2 separate regions of the Homo sapiens genome follow, and region 2 is linked to region 1. A link is an interaction called in ENCODE POLR2A ChIA-PET data of the cell type or tissue named here. Cell type or tissue: GM12878. All regions are shown on one strand. Each heading gives the region's core, and the rest is flanking DNA. Links, peaks and the distances in the headings are about the cores only. Region 1 overlaps LIMK2 (LIM domain kinase 2). Region 2 overlaps LOC107985541 (a long non-coding RNA gene).

Region 1 (8,327 bases), core at 202-8,201:
ACTCAGCTGGCTCATCCACACTGCAAGCTATCTCAGCTCTGGGTTAGACTCCCCAGTGTCCACGGAACAAAGGCTGGGCTACTCGGTATGACACCCCTGTTCTGGATCCCATTCCATCTTACTTCTTAGAAGAAGTGCACTTTTAGTTATCTTTACAGCACCCCTCTCCCTCACTGGCTCCTCCTTATCTTTTAAATAAGTTCAAGTCACTGCCATCAAAAAAACCTCTGGTACTCTCGCTTCAGCAGCACATACATTAAAATTGGACTGAGACACAGAAGGTTAGCATGGCCCCTGCGCAAGGATGACATGCAAACTCGTTAAGTTTTAAAATCTAATTTAGTTTTAAAATCTAATTTTAAAAAAAACCAAACCACTGGATCCTTTTCTCCTCTAGCTACCATCCTTGTTTCTCCCCTTCACAGCCACATGTATGAAAAAGTTGTCTTGGGAGGCCAAGGTGGGTGGATCACTTGAGGTCAGGAGTTTGAGACCAGCCTGGCCAACATGGTAAAACCCCACCTCTACTAAAACTACAAAAATTGGCTGGGCATGGTGGTGCACGCCTGTAGTCCCAGCTACTCAGGAAGCTGAGGCAGGAGAATCGCTTGAACCCAGGAGGTGGAGGTTGCAGTAATCTCGCCACTGCACTCACGCCTGGGCAACAGAGCGAGACTCTGTCTCAAAAAAAAAAAAAAAAAAAAAAAAAAAGAGGCTGGGCACGGTGGCTCATGCCTGTAATCCCAGTACTTTGGGAGGCTGAGGCGGGTGGATCACCTGAGGTCGGGAATTTGAGACCAGCCATGACCAACATGGAGAAACCACATCTCTACCAAAAATACAAAATTAGCCAGGCATGGTGGTGCATGCCTGTAATCCCAGCTACTCAGGAGGCTGAGGCAGGAGAATGGCTTGAACCCGGGAGGCAGAGGTTGCAGTGAGCTGAGATCTCGCCATTGCACTCCAGCCTGGGCAAGAGTGAAACTCCAACTCAAAAAAAAAGAAAAAAGAAAAAAAGTTGTCTACACATCGCTGCCCTCATTTCCTCACTTCCCACTTTCTGCATAATGCACTGCAATCTGGCTTCCACCCCCACCATTTCTCTGAAACTGTCTCACCAAGGTCAACAGTAACAGTAACTGCTTATTGCTAAATTCAATGGACCCGCTTCAGTCATTCTTTCAGCAAATATTTATTGCATGCCAACTATGCATCTGACACTGTGTTGGGGAAAGAGGAGCAAACAAGAGAGAGATTAAACACAAAGCAAATATTAAACAATAATATAATTATTTATTGAGGGCCGGGCGCAGTGGCTCACGCCTGTAATCCCAGCACTTTGGGAGGCTGAGGCAGGTGGATCACAAGGTCAGGAGTTCGAGACCAGCCTGGCCAATATGGTGAAACCTTGTCTCTACTACAAATACAAAAATTAGCCAGGCATGGTGGTGGGCGCCTGTAGTCCCAGCTACTCAGGAGGCTGAGGCAAGAGAATTGCTTGAACCTGGTAGGCGGAGGTTGCAGTGAGCCAAGATCATTCCACTGCATTCCAGCTTGGGCGACAGAGCGAGACTCTGTCTCAAAAAATAATAATTATTATTATTATTTATTTATAATTGGGGCAAGTGGTACGAAGATATCAAGTTCATAACTAGGAAAAGGGCGGGCGGCCAAAGTATTCCTTGAGGAAGTAATTTCCAAGCTGAGCTCTAAAGGATGAATACAAATTAACGGGGCAAAAAAGGGGGGAAGGAAGGCTAACACTGGAGAGGGGGGACATGTGCAAAGGCCCTGGGGCAGGAACAAAAACTTCTCACACATCATTAAAGTTGGCTTTTGCTACCTCCAAAGGGCTAGCAAACCATGTCTGGCCCCTGGTCTGCTACAATCCTTCAATAAACAGTTACTGAAAGAGCAAATGGTCCTTACAATGTGGTCCCAAAGGACCCTTCTCTCTCACCATTCCTTACAAAAGAATGCTCTAGTTACATTTTGACCTATTTTCTATTCCTGCCACTTTTATTCATGTACTTGCATCCTGACATTCACACCTCCAGTTATTCTCTATGTATAAGCTTCTCTATCTTTTCCCTTAATCAAAAAAAAAATTTTTTTTTTTGAAACAGAGTTTTGCTTTTGTTGCCCAGGCTGGAGTGCAATGGCACAATCTCGGCTCACCACAACCTCCGCCTCCCAGGTTCAAGTGATTCTCCTGCCTCAGCCTCCCGAGTATAGCTGGGATTGTGGGCATGCGCCACGACGCCCGGCTAATTTTGTATTTTTAGTAGAGACGGAGTTTCTCCATGTTGGTCAGGCTGGTCTCAAACTCCCAACCTCAGGTGGTCTGCCCACCTCGGCCTCCCAAAGTGCTGGGATTACAGGCGTGAGCCACTGCTCCCGGCCCCTTAATCAAATTTCTATCCTTTCTTTAAAGTTCCCTAAAATCAGGCAGTGTTTGTTTCATTTTGTCTATACCTATTTTACATAATTTGTTATTTAATTACAGTTCACTGCATATGTTTCTCTCTCCTTCAGTCCCTCTCTCTCCACTCTCCTCCCCCACACCCCATTCAGAGAACTAAGGTGTAAGAACTGTATCTTTATTATGTTCTTATCTCCAGGGCCTAACCTTGGGCCTGGTGCAAAACAGACATTCCTTTGTGTGGTGAACCCAACTGAAAATTTGGATCCAACTGCCAGCTATAAAAGCAATTTCCAAAGATAAGTTCCAAAGGTCAGCACAGATGATTCCACTGGAATAACTGTTCTGGCTCCCAGATTACCTATGAGTAGTCTCATGTGGATAAACCTGGCCTCAGTTTACCTGTTATGCATTCACACTGCTTTTCTGTTAGGAAGTACCTGAGCAAAGATATTCACCCAAAGCACACAGCCTCCTACGCCCAGACCCTCTTCAAGAGAACACTCTTGACTTCTTTAGCTCTCTTACAGTCTTAAAAATTCATTGATCTATTCTCTTACCACCTTTATTCTAGGAAATGTAAAAGAAATGTAATACTGTAATGCAAAGTCTTAGGGATTTCTGTGAAGCCTAGTGGAGGATCAATCCAAAGTCCAGTCAGCCTGGGAAGTTCTTTCTTAAGAAAATATCTCATTGTACCAGGCTGTTCATTCTCTCCCTCTATAGTGTTTACCTCTCATATTTGCAGACTTATCAACAGTGGCTACTGATTGTTAAGAGTCCAGAAAAGAGCCGGGCGTGGTGGCTCACGCCTGTAATCCCAGCACTTTGGGAGGCCGAGGCGGGTGGATCACGAGGTCAAGAGATCAAGGCCATCCTGGCTAACACGGTGAAACCCTATCTCTACTAAAAAATACAAAAAATTAGCCGGGCATGGTGATGGGCGCCTGTAGTCCCAGCTACTCGGGAGGCTGAAGCAGGAGAATGGCATGAACCCGGGAGGTGGAGCTTGCAGTGAGCCGAGATCGTGCCACTGCGCTCCAGCTTGGGCGACAGAGCCAGACTCTGTCTCAAAAAAATAAAATAAAATAAAAAAAAGAAGAGTCCAGAAAAGGAGCTTGATTTAAGTAAATGTTCACAGTACCTTCAAACAATAAAGGACCCTTATTAGGTGTTTAATAAACAGAAAACTGTGTTTTCAGTTATTATTGGAATTTGTTGCTTTTAATAAGTGCAACTGTGCAACGTAAGGTGAGCACTGCAACAAATGTCTCATTATAGGGGTTCTCACCTTTAAGACCTTTTCAATCTTGGTATAAAATACATTCACTTTACATTCACTTTATGAATGCTTCTCTCTCCCAACTTAATTAGCAATGTGGCCCTCAAACAAATGTGAATCCACTGGGGCAGGCGCCAAAAAAAAAAGAAGGAAAATAGACTTGCCTAACCACCACAAAGCTACTGAAAGATGGTCCAGGAGGGATTCAAACCCATGCTCAGAGACTACCATGCCAGTCATATTTTTAATACCCTATGCAGCCTCAGACAAGTTGAGACTTGCTCAAGAACACACAGCTATTCAGTGGAAGGGTTGGCCTGGTATCCCAGCTCAGAGCCAATGCAGTCCCCACAATGTTCACCTTAAATTTGGTCTAAGAGCTTGGTTTCTGCAAATGAGTCCTTTTTAGGCTTCAAAATGGTGAGAAATCCTCAAGCACTGAGAGCTCATGAGACTCTAATGCCTAGCTTAAATCAACATCCTATCCTTTCATTTAAAAAAATCTTTGAAGCTTCTCACGTTCCACCAGACAACGAGAACCAGGAACAAAACTCAGCCAATTCAGTGCAGCATAAAACAAGTATGGTAACCCCTGGGCCCCTTGGGAACTGGCGGGTCAGGTGTATAAATCCCACTTGTTCTGGGACAAAGCAGAAAGCAGAAGGGCAGGGCAGCAGCTGCTGGGGAAAAGCCAAGAGAAAAAGATCACATTTTAATGAAGTGACTATCAAAAAGACTAACAGTAAGGATTAACATGCCTCTAGATACTCTCCCTGTAACCCAAAGGGTTTTCTTCCTCACTAGCTTACCAAATTTTACCAAAAGGAGTGTCTCAGGAAAAAAAAAGATTAGATGATTTTTAAAAGAGCTTTCGAGCTTCTCTAAACCTTGGATTGTTCTTTTGTAAAAGGAGGGATCAAGTGATTTCTTCCAGCTCTGAGAGACTGACACCAAACCAAGGGCCTCTCCTTTTTCAGGTTAAGGCACAGACACAGGTATCTCAGAAAGTTTCCTTCTTGCTGTTATTCTCTTCTTCCCTTCTTTGGTTTATTTGGAAAAATTTGTGAGGGGTAAATGTATGTGTGTTTGAAACCTGAATCTGTCACTGTTTGCCTCTGTGTCCTTGGGCAAATTATTTGACCTCTCTGAGCTTGTCTCCTAATCTTTAAAAAGAGGATAATACCACCTGCTTTACAGGATTACCAAGTGGATTAATAGAAATAATGTAATAGATGTGAAAATATCTCCCATGGTGCCAGGCACTTAGTTGGACCGATTTGTGACTAACTTCTCTTCCTTCCTGCGTGTGTATCTAGGAAGTTGGCTGGGGAAAAGGTTAAGCTGAATACAGAAACTTCTAAAATCTGAAGGGAAGGTTTTCAAAACAAACTCAGCAAACTTTTTTCTATGTGCCCATGTACAAGGCACAGAGTAGGCCAGGAATTACTGGGGCCCTTGGTGTGTACTCATGGGGTGTGAAGGACATGGATATACACAGAAATAACATGTCAGAGAGGGACAAACCAGGTGCTACAGGCAAGGCAAACTCAGTACATTAACAAAATACACTGCAGTGACAAATGAGACAGATGGTTCTTATGTCTTTCAGGCCACCCAGACTGCAACTTCCAACCAGAAGTTCACTCAACTGTGAATGAGTAGGCATTTTCTTATCTATGGAGGGCCTATAAAAATATCTTTATCAGAGAACTGGTTAACCAATTGATATATTCTCATACAGCAGTTCTCTGCCAGTTGTCAATGATAGAGGAAAAAAACTACTTTATGCCAGACAATGTCCTAAGCACTACGCAAGTATGAGCTAACTGAATACAAAGATCCCATGAGATCAGGACTAGTCTTAAAGAACTATTATTGTTCTCATTTTACGGAAGAGGAAACTGAAATACTCAGCTAATAAATGTTTGAGCTGGGATTAGACCACAGGTCTAGTCTCCAAAGCCTGTCTTTTTTTTTTTTTCTGAGACGGAGTCTCGCTCTGTCACCCAGGCTGGAGTGCGGTGGTGCAACCTCGGCTCACTGCAACCTCTGCCTCCCAGGTTCAAGCAATTCTCTGCCTCAGCCTCCCGAGTAGCTGGGATTACAGGCACCTGCCCCCATGCCCGGCTAATTTTTGTATTTTAGTAGAGATGGGGTTTCACCATCTTGGCCAGACTGGTTTGAACTCCTGACCTTGTGATCCACCCACCTCAGCCTCCCAAAGTGCTGGGATTACAGGCGTGAGCCACTGCACCTGGCTCAAAGCCTGTCTTTAACTACATTTTAGACTTTCTTTCCTGGACAAAACAAATTACAGGCAGAAAGACATGATAAAAAAGAATCCCAGAAAGAATGTTCAAGGAACACTTTAATGAAACCAGGCATTGGTTTCATGTTCTAGTTACTATTCAATGTAAATTAATAGGTAAAATAGTCTAATTCTTTCTACTATATAAAAATAGATAAAGGATGAGAAAGAAGGTAGACTTGTAAGAGACTGCTACAGTTTCAGGTCCTCTCATTGAAATGAGATGTGTGTGATGGTGGGCCCTATCAGACCCGCTCAAGGTTACACTAACAAGAAGGCAGCCCTGTTCTGGGAATCAGCTCAGCCTCCAGAAGATGCAGAAAATCCACCATGAATGTGGAAAGCCTAATACAGCCCCTTGATCATGACGGATTTTTATTTAGTTTTGAAATCTTGTGGTCATTTTGGACCCTACCCTGCTCCATCACATATCCAGGACCATCCAAGTCACCCTGGCCTGCCTATGTCAGGAGGCATCTTTTATTGGTTGGTGCCTTCTTCATTGCTACCACTAAGACCTCATCTCAGGGCCCACTATACCCACCTCCAGATTGGTGGCCCTGTGCCCACATCATGAGTCTTCCTTTCTCTAAACCTACGGTGCCTACTGTAGACTAGAAACTTCCAAAATCCTCAGCCTGGCATTAAACCCTCTAGTCCGGTTGCACCCACATTCTCAGCTGTACCTTCCACTTCCTATGAATCTTCCACCTCCCAATCCTTGCCTCTACCACACGTATTTGCTACCCTTTATGAAGACCTGAAACTTGCCTACTTTTGTCTCCTACTCCCAAAGTTTCTTCCCTACTAAGATATCATCTTCCCCACCTTCTTTAAGCCTATTTAAGATTTCTCAAGTCTTACCCACTTCAAGAAGTATTCCCTAACCAAAACTGATGGCCACCCTGGATACCCTGCTATTCTTTAAACATGCCAAACACATTCCCTGACAACTCACTTCTTCTATCCCCTTACCCTACTTCACTTCTCTTCAATGGATTTATCCCTGAATATGATGTTCATACATTTACTTGCTGTCTATCTCTCCCCACCAGAACATACACTACATGAGGGAAGGGATTTGGTCTATCTTGTTCCTTGCTGTATCCCTAGGGGCCAAAAGAGTTTAGCACATAGCAGGAACTCAATATATATTTGTGGAATAAATGTTTGAAGAGAATTCTCCCTCATCTTTGAAATTCTATAATGTTATCATACGCAAGCCTTATAACAGCTTGTCTTATCAATTTTTTTCTTTTTTTTAAGAGATGGGGATCTTGCTATGTAGCCCAGGCTGGAGTGCGGTGGCTTTTCACAGGCGCAATCCCACTACTGATCAGCATGGCAGTTTTGTTTTTTGCCTTAATTACCTTAACTAGACAGTAAGTTTCTCAGAGGCACAAACTATATATAACTCATTTCCACAAATACTTATTAAGGGCTTACCATGTGCCAGACCCTGTACGTCTTAAGCAGCCTGGAATACTGGAAAGAACACTGCAGAAGTCTTACCTTGGTTCTGGCTCTACCACTAGTTGAGTGACCCTGGACAACTCCGTTTTTTTTCCCTGAGCCTCAGTTTCTTCATAGGTAAAACAAGGAGACTATACATTATCTCAAAACTCTCTCCTGGCTCTAACACCTGTTAAAATTTATAAGAGGTAAAACTTGGTCCTGCCCAGTGCCACAGACATCACAGGCACTCAGTAAATATTTGATTTGTTATCGATTCTCCGGTTACACGAGGAATCTGAGGTGTCTCAGAACATGGTTTGAATGGAATAACAAGTGAAAGTTTAAGTCCCACTTCCTTCTCAGACTCCATAGTCAACTTCATTCTGCTTTTTGTGCTACAGAGAGGAGGAAGCACTAAACTTGAAGTTGGAAAATATGAACTCTGACCACCACTGCTCATTTAGCTATGGAACCTTGTCATTTCTGGGCCTGTCTCCTCATCTATAAAAAAGCCATACTTGGCTGGGCATGGTGGCTCACGCCTATAATCCTAGCATTTTGGGAGTCCAAGGCGGGTGGACTGCCTGAGCTCAGGAGTTTGAGACCAGCCTGGGCAACATGGTAAGACCCCGTCTCTAATAAAAATACAAAAAATTAGCTGGGCGTGGTAGCACTTGCCTGTAGTCCCAGCTACTCAGGAAGCTGAGGCAGAAGATTCACTTGAACCTGGGAGGTGGAGGGTACAGTGAGTCTGGATCGCGCCACTGTACTCCAGCATGGGCAACAGAGCAAGACTCTTCCTCCCCACCCCCTACAAAAAAATCAAAAAACCATATTGACCTCCCAGCTCCAAGGCTCAA
Region 2 (8,316 bases), core at 1-8,000, 1.8 Mb after region 1:
CTGTCCTCTCCTTCCACCTGGCTGCAGGGTAAGGTCAACAGGCCACCCCCAGCCAGCCTTTCTGGGCGTTCTACTCTCTCTGCGGCGAGAGCCAGTTGAGCCCAACTCAGAATCTCCTCCCGCATTCCTCCACCTGCAGAGCCGCAGCAGGGCTGGGGACCTGGCCTGGGCCTCCACAGCCTCTGCAGCATCCCTGTCACTGTGGTGGGCGAAGGGCCCAGATGGGGGGCAGGCATCCCTGCTGGATGCTAGTCCCTGCTCCTGACCAGTAGCCGCAGTGCCTGATTTATGGCTCCCTCTGGGCTCTCTCCAGCAAAACTGCTTGCAAACCACTCCTGGCCTGTTCTTTTCTGGGTCCTGGTTTGCAGACAGGTTGCCTCAGGCCACAGCCTGCAGCCCCACCCCACCACACCCCCAGTCCCCAACCACCAGGCACCTGGGACATCAGGGCAGGTTGTGCCTTGAGAAGAAGGACAAAGTTCCATCCCAGCCCTGCCATGGGTGGGCTGGATGGCCTAAAGTGGCTTATGGAACCTCTCTGGGCCTCAGGTTTGCTGTTTGCACATTGAATGATCTTGAAGGTATCCTCACTGATACCCATGCTTCTGAGTTTCCTTCACATGGCCCCACCGCCTCCCAAGTCTTTTGCCTTGGAACTGAGTCTCCTTTTTTTTTTTTTTTTTTTTGAGATGGCGTCTTGCTTTGTTGCGTAGGCTGGAGTGCAGTGGCACAATCTTTGTTCACTACAACCTCCGCCTCCTGGGTTCAAGAGATTCTCCTGCCTCAGCCTCCCAAGTAGCTGGGATTACAGGCGTGTACTACCATGCCTGGCTGATTTTTGTATTTTTAGTAGAGAGGGGCTTTCGCCATGTTGGCCAGGCTGGTCTTGAACTCCTCACCTCAAGTAATCCGCCCACCTCAGCCTCCCAAAGTGCTGGGATTACAGGTGTGAACCACCATGTCTGGCCTGGAACTGGGCCTTCCATGTGTCTAAATGGAGACCCCAGCAACCAGGCCAGGTGAGCAAGAAAGAACTAGGCCTGGGTGGGTGATGGGTACTGGAGACACCCATCTTTGGAGCCCCACAGCCTTGGGCAGGACCGCTGGCTTTTTCCAGGCCACTCTCTTGCCTCCCTGAGCCCCATCCATAAAATAGGGAGAGTCGGACCTGAGCTATTGCAGGTGGATCCCTGTGCTAGACACAGCTTGAGCGGGTGACAATAAATATGGGTCTCTTTTCCCTTCAAGGCCTGGCTCAGCATCCTCAAGCCTGGTTCCCAGGGGCTGCCAAGTCCAGGCCACTGCAGACAGTGGGAGCATGGGCTGTGGGTGGGCATTTTGTGGCCAGCGTGGGGGTGGGGGTGGCGGTCATCACTGTGCCTCCAGGTCATCTGTCTGATCCATGAGCAGGAAGTGGGGAGGCCACAGTGGTCCCCAACACTGGGTGTCTGCAAGGAGGGCGTGGAACTGTCGAGAGCTTGGTGGCCTGTTTGCTCATGTGTGCATCCACTCAGACATATTTAGTCAGCATCATCTTCTTCTTCTTTTTTTTTTTTTCTTTTGAGACGGAGTTTCACTCTTGTCACCCAGGCTGGGTCTCAGCTCACTGTAACCTCTGCCTCCTGGGTTCAAGCGATTCTCCTGCCTCAGCCTCCCAAGTAGCTGGGACTACAGGTGCACGCCACCATGCCCGGCTAATTTTGTATTTTTAGTAGAGATGGGGTTTCACCATGTTGGCCAGGCTGGTCTTGAACTCCTGACCTTAGGTGAACCACCTACCTCGGGCTCCCAAAGTGCTAGGATTACAGGTGTGAGCCACCGCACCTGGCCTAGCCAGCATCTTCCTGATGGCCACTCTGCACCTGGGTCTGCAGAGGACCGTTCTAAGCACCTTACATGCATTAACTTGCTTTTATCCTCACGACAACCCTACAGGGTAAGCACTGGTCACATCATTTTTGCTCAAGGTAACACAGCTGATAAATGGTAGAATCAGGGTCTGAAGCCGGGCCATCCTTTCAAGTCCATGGCAAACGCCTTTTCTCAGCTTCGCACTGCCCTCAGCACCAGCCTGCTTCCTGCTCATCTGGAAGCAGCATTGCATCCCCGCTCTGGCCTTCGCTCTTGCTGCTCACCGCACCGCCCCCTTTCCTGACTCCCTTTCTCCTCTGATTGAACAACAAACTGATAGCCTTCTAGACTCAGCTGTATGGCTGGGTGCAGTGGCTCATACCTGTAATCTCAGCATTTTAGGAGCCTGAGGTGGGAGGATCACTTGAGGTCAGGAGTTCAAGACCAGCCCGGGCAACATGATTGAAACCCTGTCTCTACAAAAAGTACAAAAATTAGCCAGGTGTGGTGGTCAGCGTCTGTAGTCCCAGCTACTCAGGAGGGTGAGGCAGGAGGATTACTTGAGCCTGGGAGGTCAGGCTGTAGTGAGCCGAGATTGCACCAGTGTACTCCAGCCTGGGCAGCGACAGTGAAACCCTGTCTTGAAAAATAAAAAAATAAGACTCAGCTGTGGCATCACCTCCTCCAGGAAGCCTTCCTTGATGCCCTTCCTGTCCCAGGCTGAATTAGGCTCCTCCACTGGCCTCTCTCAGTTTCCCCTGTCCGGCACTCATCCATCTTGTTGCAAGCATCTGTTCATGTGTTTACCTCCTCTACCAGACTGTAAGCCCCTCGTCCTCACCTTGACACCCACTGTGCCTGGCACCATTTGTGGTACAGAGGAGATCACTGGGGAATTTTGAAGGGCCAAATCTTTTTTTTTTTTTTTTGAGATAGAGTTTTGCTCTTGTTGCCCAGGCTGGAGCGCAATGGCACAATCTCAGCTCACCACAACCACCGCCTCCCGGGGTTCAAGTGATTCTCCCACCTCAGCCTCCCGAGTAGCTGGGATTACAGGCATGCGCCACCACAGCTGGCTAATTTTGTATTTTTAGTAGAGACAAGGTTTCTCCATGTTGGTCAGGCTGGTCTCAAACTCCCAAACTCAGGTGATCCACCCGCCTCAGCCTCCCAAAGTGGTGGGATTACAGGCGTGAGCCACCATGCCCGGCCTTTTTTTTTTTTTTTTTTTTTAATGGAGTCTTGCTCTGTTTCCCCGGGCTGGAGTGGCATGATCTTGGCTCACTGCAACCTCTGCCTCCTGGGTTCAAGCAATCCCCCCACCTCAGCCTCCTGAGTAGGTGGGATCATAGATGTGTGCCAGCATGCCCAGCTAATTTTTTATATTTTTAGTAGAGACAGGGTTTTGCCATGTTGGCCAGGCTGGTCTCGAACTCCTGACCTCAAGTGATCTGTCTGCCTCAGCCTCCGAAAGTGCTAGGATTACAGGCATGAGCCACCATGCCTGGTCAGATGACCAAATCTTGATCGTTCGTAACCTTGTGAATAGTGGACAAGTTCTAGTATCTGTTTCACAGAGGAGGAAACTGAGGCACAGAGAGGTGACATGATTTTCGCAACTCACAGAGCTAGTGGTGACAGAGCTGGCATTTGTTGGAATGGCCTCCATTTCAGAACAAGCTCCTAGAAGGGTTTACCAAACCAGGGCTTAAATTTTTTGAATTATTTATTAATGGCTCAAAAGTCTGAAGGCGCGAAGGGTAGACAGTGAAAAATCTCCCTTCTCTTCTGTCCCCAGCCACCCAAATCCTCCTAGGGAAGCAGCCGGGGTGATCTGATTCTCAGGTGTCCTTCTCAGCAGTGTGTGTGTTCCCAGACAAACCCAGCATGTGTTATTTAGAACCAGGTTTAAACCCAGGCCTGTGGGATGCCCATCTCACCTGGGGCTGCTCAGGGCTTGGGACAGGGTCCACCATGTCCTGGCAAAGATATCGGGCCACCAGAGGCCTCCATCTCCCCATCTGGGGTCCCCTCCCTGTCCCAGGTCCCCTCCGGCTGTTGCTGTGCCTCCTCAACGGAGCTGCCTGCCTGGATCTGCTCCCCAGGCTGCAGCAGAGGCTGGGCTCAGGCCCACAGCCCGGCAGGGCTACAATGGTGAAGGGCTGCTTTGGGCTGAGGGGGCCTCCCTTCAGGCAGTCTGACACTTGCTTTCATTATTCCTCACAGAACGGGCCCAGTGTGGGGAAACAAGCCCAGCAAAGGCAGGGGCCAGAGTGAGGAGGCACTGGGCAGGCGGGGCACACAGGGCACATCACGGCAGGGCAGGGCAGGGATGCTGGCTCCACCCCTTTCTGCTGGGAACCGAGTGGGCATAATAGCTCCCCGAGCAGCCTCTTTTCTCTGAAGATTAAGAGACAGTACCTGGAATTGCTTGGAGAATGCAGTAAGCGCTCCAGAAGTGGTGACTGGAGTGTTATAGTTAGGGAGGCTCCGGGCTTTTCCACCACCCTAGACTTCCCTGTGACCCCTGAAAAGCAGAGACACAAGACCCTTGGGGCCTGTGCTCAGGGCTCTGACCCAGTCCCTTCCCCTGTGTGCATAAATATTTGGGGGATTGTTGTTGTTACTCTTTTTTTTTTTTTTTCTTGAGACAGAGTTTCGCTCTTGTTGCCCAGGTTAAGGTGCAGTGGCACAATCTCGTCTCACCGCAACTTCTGCCTCCCAGGTTCAAGCAATTCTCCTGCCTCAGCCTCCTGAGTAGCTGGGATTACAGGCATGTGCCACCACGCCCAGCTATTTTTTTGTATTTTGCATAGAGACAGCGTTTCACCGTGTTAGCCAGGATGGTCTTGATCTCCCAACCTCAGGTGATCCGCCCACCTTGGCCTCCCAAAGTGCTGGGATTACAGGCGTGAGCCACCACGCCCAGCCCTGTTGTTGTTACTCTTATTGGTGTCCAGTCTTATGATGTCCAATAGGAAACCAGGACTCCCACCTCCACCCTGTTGCCCAGGGTAGCTTTGGTGGAGGGCAGGGCAGCAGTGAATATGTGCACAGGTTTGGAGGGTGGGGAGGAGGCTACCAGGAGGCTGGGTGGGGCACAGACAGAGCACAGGGCTAGGAACCAGGCCTTTGGGGTTCCCCTCTTACATAGGAGCCCTGGGTCTGCCTGAATCCAGTTCCCTCCTCTATGAAATTAGGGTGATCATCCCTCTCCCCATTAACTTCATGGGATTTGGGATGCTCTGGGGAGAGAATGCATGAGAGAATCTTTGCCTTGAACTCCTGGCCTCAAGTGATCCTCCTGCTTCAGCCTCTTAAACTGTAGGGATTACTGGGATTACAGGCATGAGCTACTGCACCTGGCTGGGGATCTTTGCCATCTGCAAATCAGAGGTGGCAAGCAGGCATCCACAGGCCTGCAGAACCACAGAGGACATTAAAGGGATTTGATTTGGAAATAGTAGTAATGATTGTGCAATATTTTGAATATAATTAATACCACTGGCCTGTACACTTAAAATGGTAAAAATGGGCAGTTTTGTGTATAGATTTTTTTTCTTTTCCTTGCCCATCTTTTTTTTTTTTTTTTTTTTTTTTTTTTGAGACAGGGTCTTGCTCTGTAAGCCCAGGCTGGCATGCAGTGGTGTGATCTTGGCTCATGGCAACCTCTGCCTCCCGGGTTCAAGTAATTCTCCTGCCTTAGCCTCCCAAGTAGCTGGGATCACAGGCATGCACCACCACACCCGGCTAATTTTTGTATTTTTAGTAGAGATGAGGTTTCGCCATGTTGGCCAGGCTGGTCTCGAACTCCTGACCTCAAGTGATCCACAGGCGTCGGCCTCCCAAAGTGCTGGGATTACAGGCGTGAGCCACCATGCCCGGCCTTACACAGCCATTTTAAATATGGAAAAAAAAAAAGAGGATTTGAGTTAGTTGCCCTATCAGTCAGAAAAACAGAACCCACTTTAGGGGGTCCAATGGGGGAAATTTTGGAAAGCCAAACAGGAGGCTGGACAGAGGTGGGTTACCCAAACCCATGGCCTGGGACCACAGAGGTCTATCTGGAGGGAATTGTAAGTTTGGAGAAGACCCAGCCACTGCCCAAAGGCTGGAAAAACCCGGGCCTCTTCTATCTGCCAGTCTCCCTTCAGTGCCTCCCATTGGCTGGACCTAATCAACGCCGGTTTGCAAAGGAGCTTGGGAAATGTAGTTTGAAGGGTTAGTTCCCCCACCTTTCCAGATGGTGAGCAGAGGAGGGACAGCAAATGGATGTGAAATCATACAGCAGGCAGGGCATGGTGGCTCATGCCTGAAATCCCAGCACTTTGGGAGGCCAAGGCGGGAAGATGACTTGAGGCCAGGAGTTTGAGACCAGCCTGGGCAATATAACAAGACCCTCATCTCTACAAAAAATTTTAAAAAATTAGCCAGGCATGGTGGCACACACCTGTAATCCCAGCTACTAGGAGGCTGAGGTGGAGAATGGCTTAAGCCCAGAATTCGAAGCTTCAGTGAGCTATGATCGCACCACCGCACTCCAGCCTGGGTGACAGAGCAAGACCCTGTCTCTTAAAAAAAAAAGAAAAAACATCATATGGCAAATGAGGGTTATAGTTGTCAACATGAAATGACTGGGCGATTTAGCATAAAAATCTGGATTTATAGATTCTCCTGAAACACCAAAGGCTCCACTCCCTTGAGTCCAACATCTTAGCCTAGTTTTGCTGTTTACATTGTCCTTGGGGAGCCCTGCTGAGGAGTCCTGAGAAGCCTACAGGGTGAGGGGCATGAGGGGACCCCATATCCTTCAGGGTGGGATCAGAGGAGGAGAAGCCATGAGGACCCTGAGGCAGGTGGGCTGAGCAGGCAGGGCCAGGGGATCCAATGGGGCCATCAGTTTCTAGAGAGAGCACATTGGGGATCTGGAACTGTGGGGACCTTCCTATTGTTGCTTTTGTGTGTGTGTGTGTGAGACAGTCTTGCTCTGTCACCCAGGCTGGAGTGCCGTGGTGCGATCTCAGCTCACTGCAACCTCTGCCTCCCAGGTTCAAGCAGTTCTTTGCCTCAGCTTCCCGAGTAGCTGGGACTACAGGCGCCTGCCACCACTCCCAGCTAATTTTTGTATTTTTAGTAGAGATGGGGTTTCACTATCTTGGCCAGGCTGGTCTTGAACTCCTGACCTCGTGATCCACACGCCTCGGCCTCCCAAAGTGCTGAGATTATAGGCGTGAGCCACCACGCCTATTGTAGCTTTTAGAGACTGTCTGGTCTTAACGCAACTGTGAGGGTTGTGTTTGTTCATTTTAGTTATCTTTCTGACACTGTCAGGCCCTGTGTTCTAAATTTTCCAGGAAAGCCCAACGTGTAAACTGATGACAGACTATCCTGGAGGAAGAGGTGGGGCAGCCTGGAGTTTTCCTCTGGACATCCTGAGAGGGATACTGAAGCACTCAGGAGGGGTCTTAGACCTGCCCAAGCTCACTCACACAGTTTGAGAAGAGCTGCGCTTAGACCACAGGCCTCTTGGCTCCTGGGAAGCTGAGAGCATCGGCGTGGGAGTTCGTCAGACAGGGGCAAGTTCCAACCGCAGCTCAGTGACCTCAGACAAGCCCCCTCACCTCGCAGAACCAGGTTCTTCTTCAGAGTTGTAGGAAGGAGTGGAGGAGGGTCTCCGCATGTCAGATGTCCACACAGTGCCTGGGAGCTGAGGTTGTCATGGTTACCAAGAGGCCAGTCTCAGGGCTGCTGTGATGACCTGGGCTGCTCTCCCATTCCCAAGAAGGGGAGAACTCCTCAGATTCCCTACTCTGCTCTTCTTGCTCCCTCCCAAGCAATACATGAGCAGGAATTTGTCCTCTGCAGGAATGTGCAGCGAGAAAGTCTCCTTTTTTGATGAGACAGCGATGAGGTGATGTCTGGTTTTTTATATCCTCACTTGCTGAACTGGTGCCAGATGTAAGAGTCCAGGCTGGATTCCATTAGCCATATTTGTCCTCTGGGCTCCCAGCCCTGCAGGACCTTCTGGGGGCCCACCTTGAGACCCTCCAGTTGGTAAGAAGTTGGCTGGGGCAAATGATGCAGCCCTAAGACGAACCATTTCCACTGGGGACTCAGGCAGGGTCCCTGAGAGCCTGACTTACTCGAGTCTTTTCTTTAAAAATTAAAAAAACAAGGCTGGGCGCGGTGGCTCACGCCTGTAATCCCAGCACTTTGGGAGGCCGAGGCGAGTGGATCACGAGGTCAGGAGATTGAGCCCATCCTGGCTAACATGGTGAAACCCCTTCTCTACTAAAAATACAAAAAATTAGTCGGGCATGGTGGTGGGCACCTGTAGTCCCAGCTACTCAGGAGGCTGAGGCAGGAGAATGGCGTGAACCCGGGAGGTGGAGGTTGCAGTGAGCCGAGATCGCACCACTGCACTCCAGCCTGGGCAACACCGTGAGACGCCATCTCAAAAAAAAA

What was found. Peaks named below come from ENCODE experiments on the same cell type or tissue, not always from the same donor. Only the 100,000 strongest peaks of a DNase experiment are listed, where the experiment ranks them.
Region 2: POLR2A ChIA-PET joins it to region 1 with 6 read pairs; 1 of 35 experiments calls an interaction of 5 or more read pairs at or near these places.

What each region holds. Positions count from the first base shown.
Region 1 is chr22:31,214,757-31,223,083 of GRCh38, reverse strand. All of the region lies in intron 1 of LIMK2 (LIM domain kinase 2), which reads right to left. It also overlaps the pseudogene RNU6-1128P. Among named protein-coding and RNA genes, the nearest start is that of LIMK2, 6.6 kb to the right of the region's middle. RefSeq lists an enhancer at 1,135-1,224. In GM12878, for the core only: no CTCF peak of the experiment used is centred there; a DNase peak (open chromatin) is centred at 1,084; H3K4me3 peaks cover 1,837 bases; H3K27ac peaks cover 3,236 bases.
Region 2 is chr22:29,455,696-29,464,011 of GRCh38, reverse strand. It overlaps LOC107985541 (a long non-coding RNA gene), which reads left to right. Exons shown (of 4, transcript XR_001755482.2): 3 at 7,206-8,316. Among named protein-coding and RNA genes, the nearest start is that of RFPL1S, 18 kb to the right of the region's middle. RefSeq lists enhancers at 1-132, 133-660, 3,438-3,989. In GM12878, for the core only: no CTCF peak of the experiment used is centred there; a DNase peak (open chromatin) is centred at 6,041.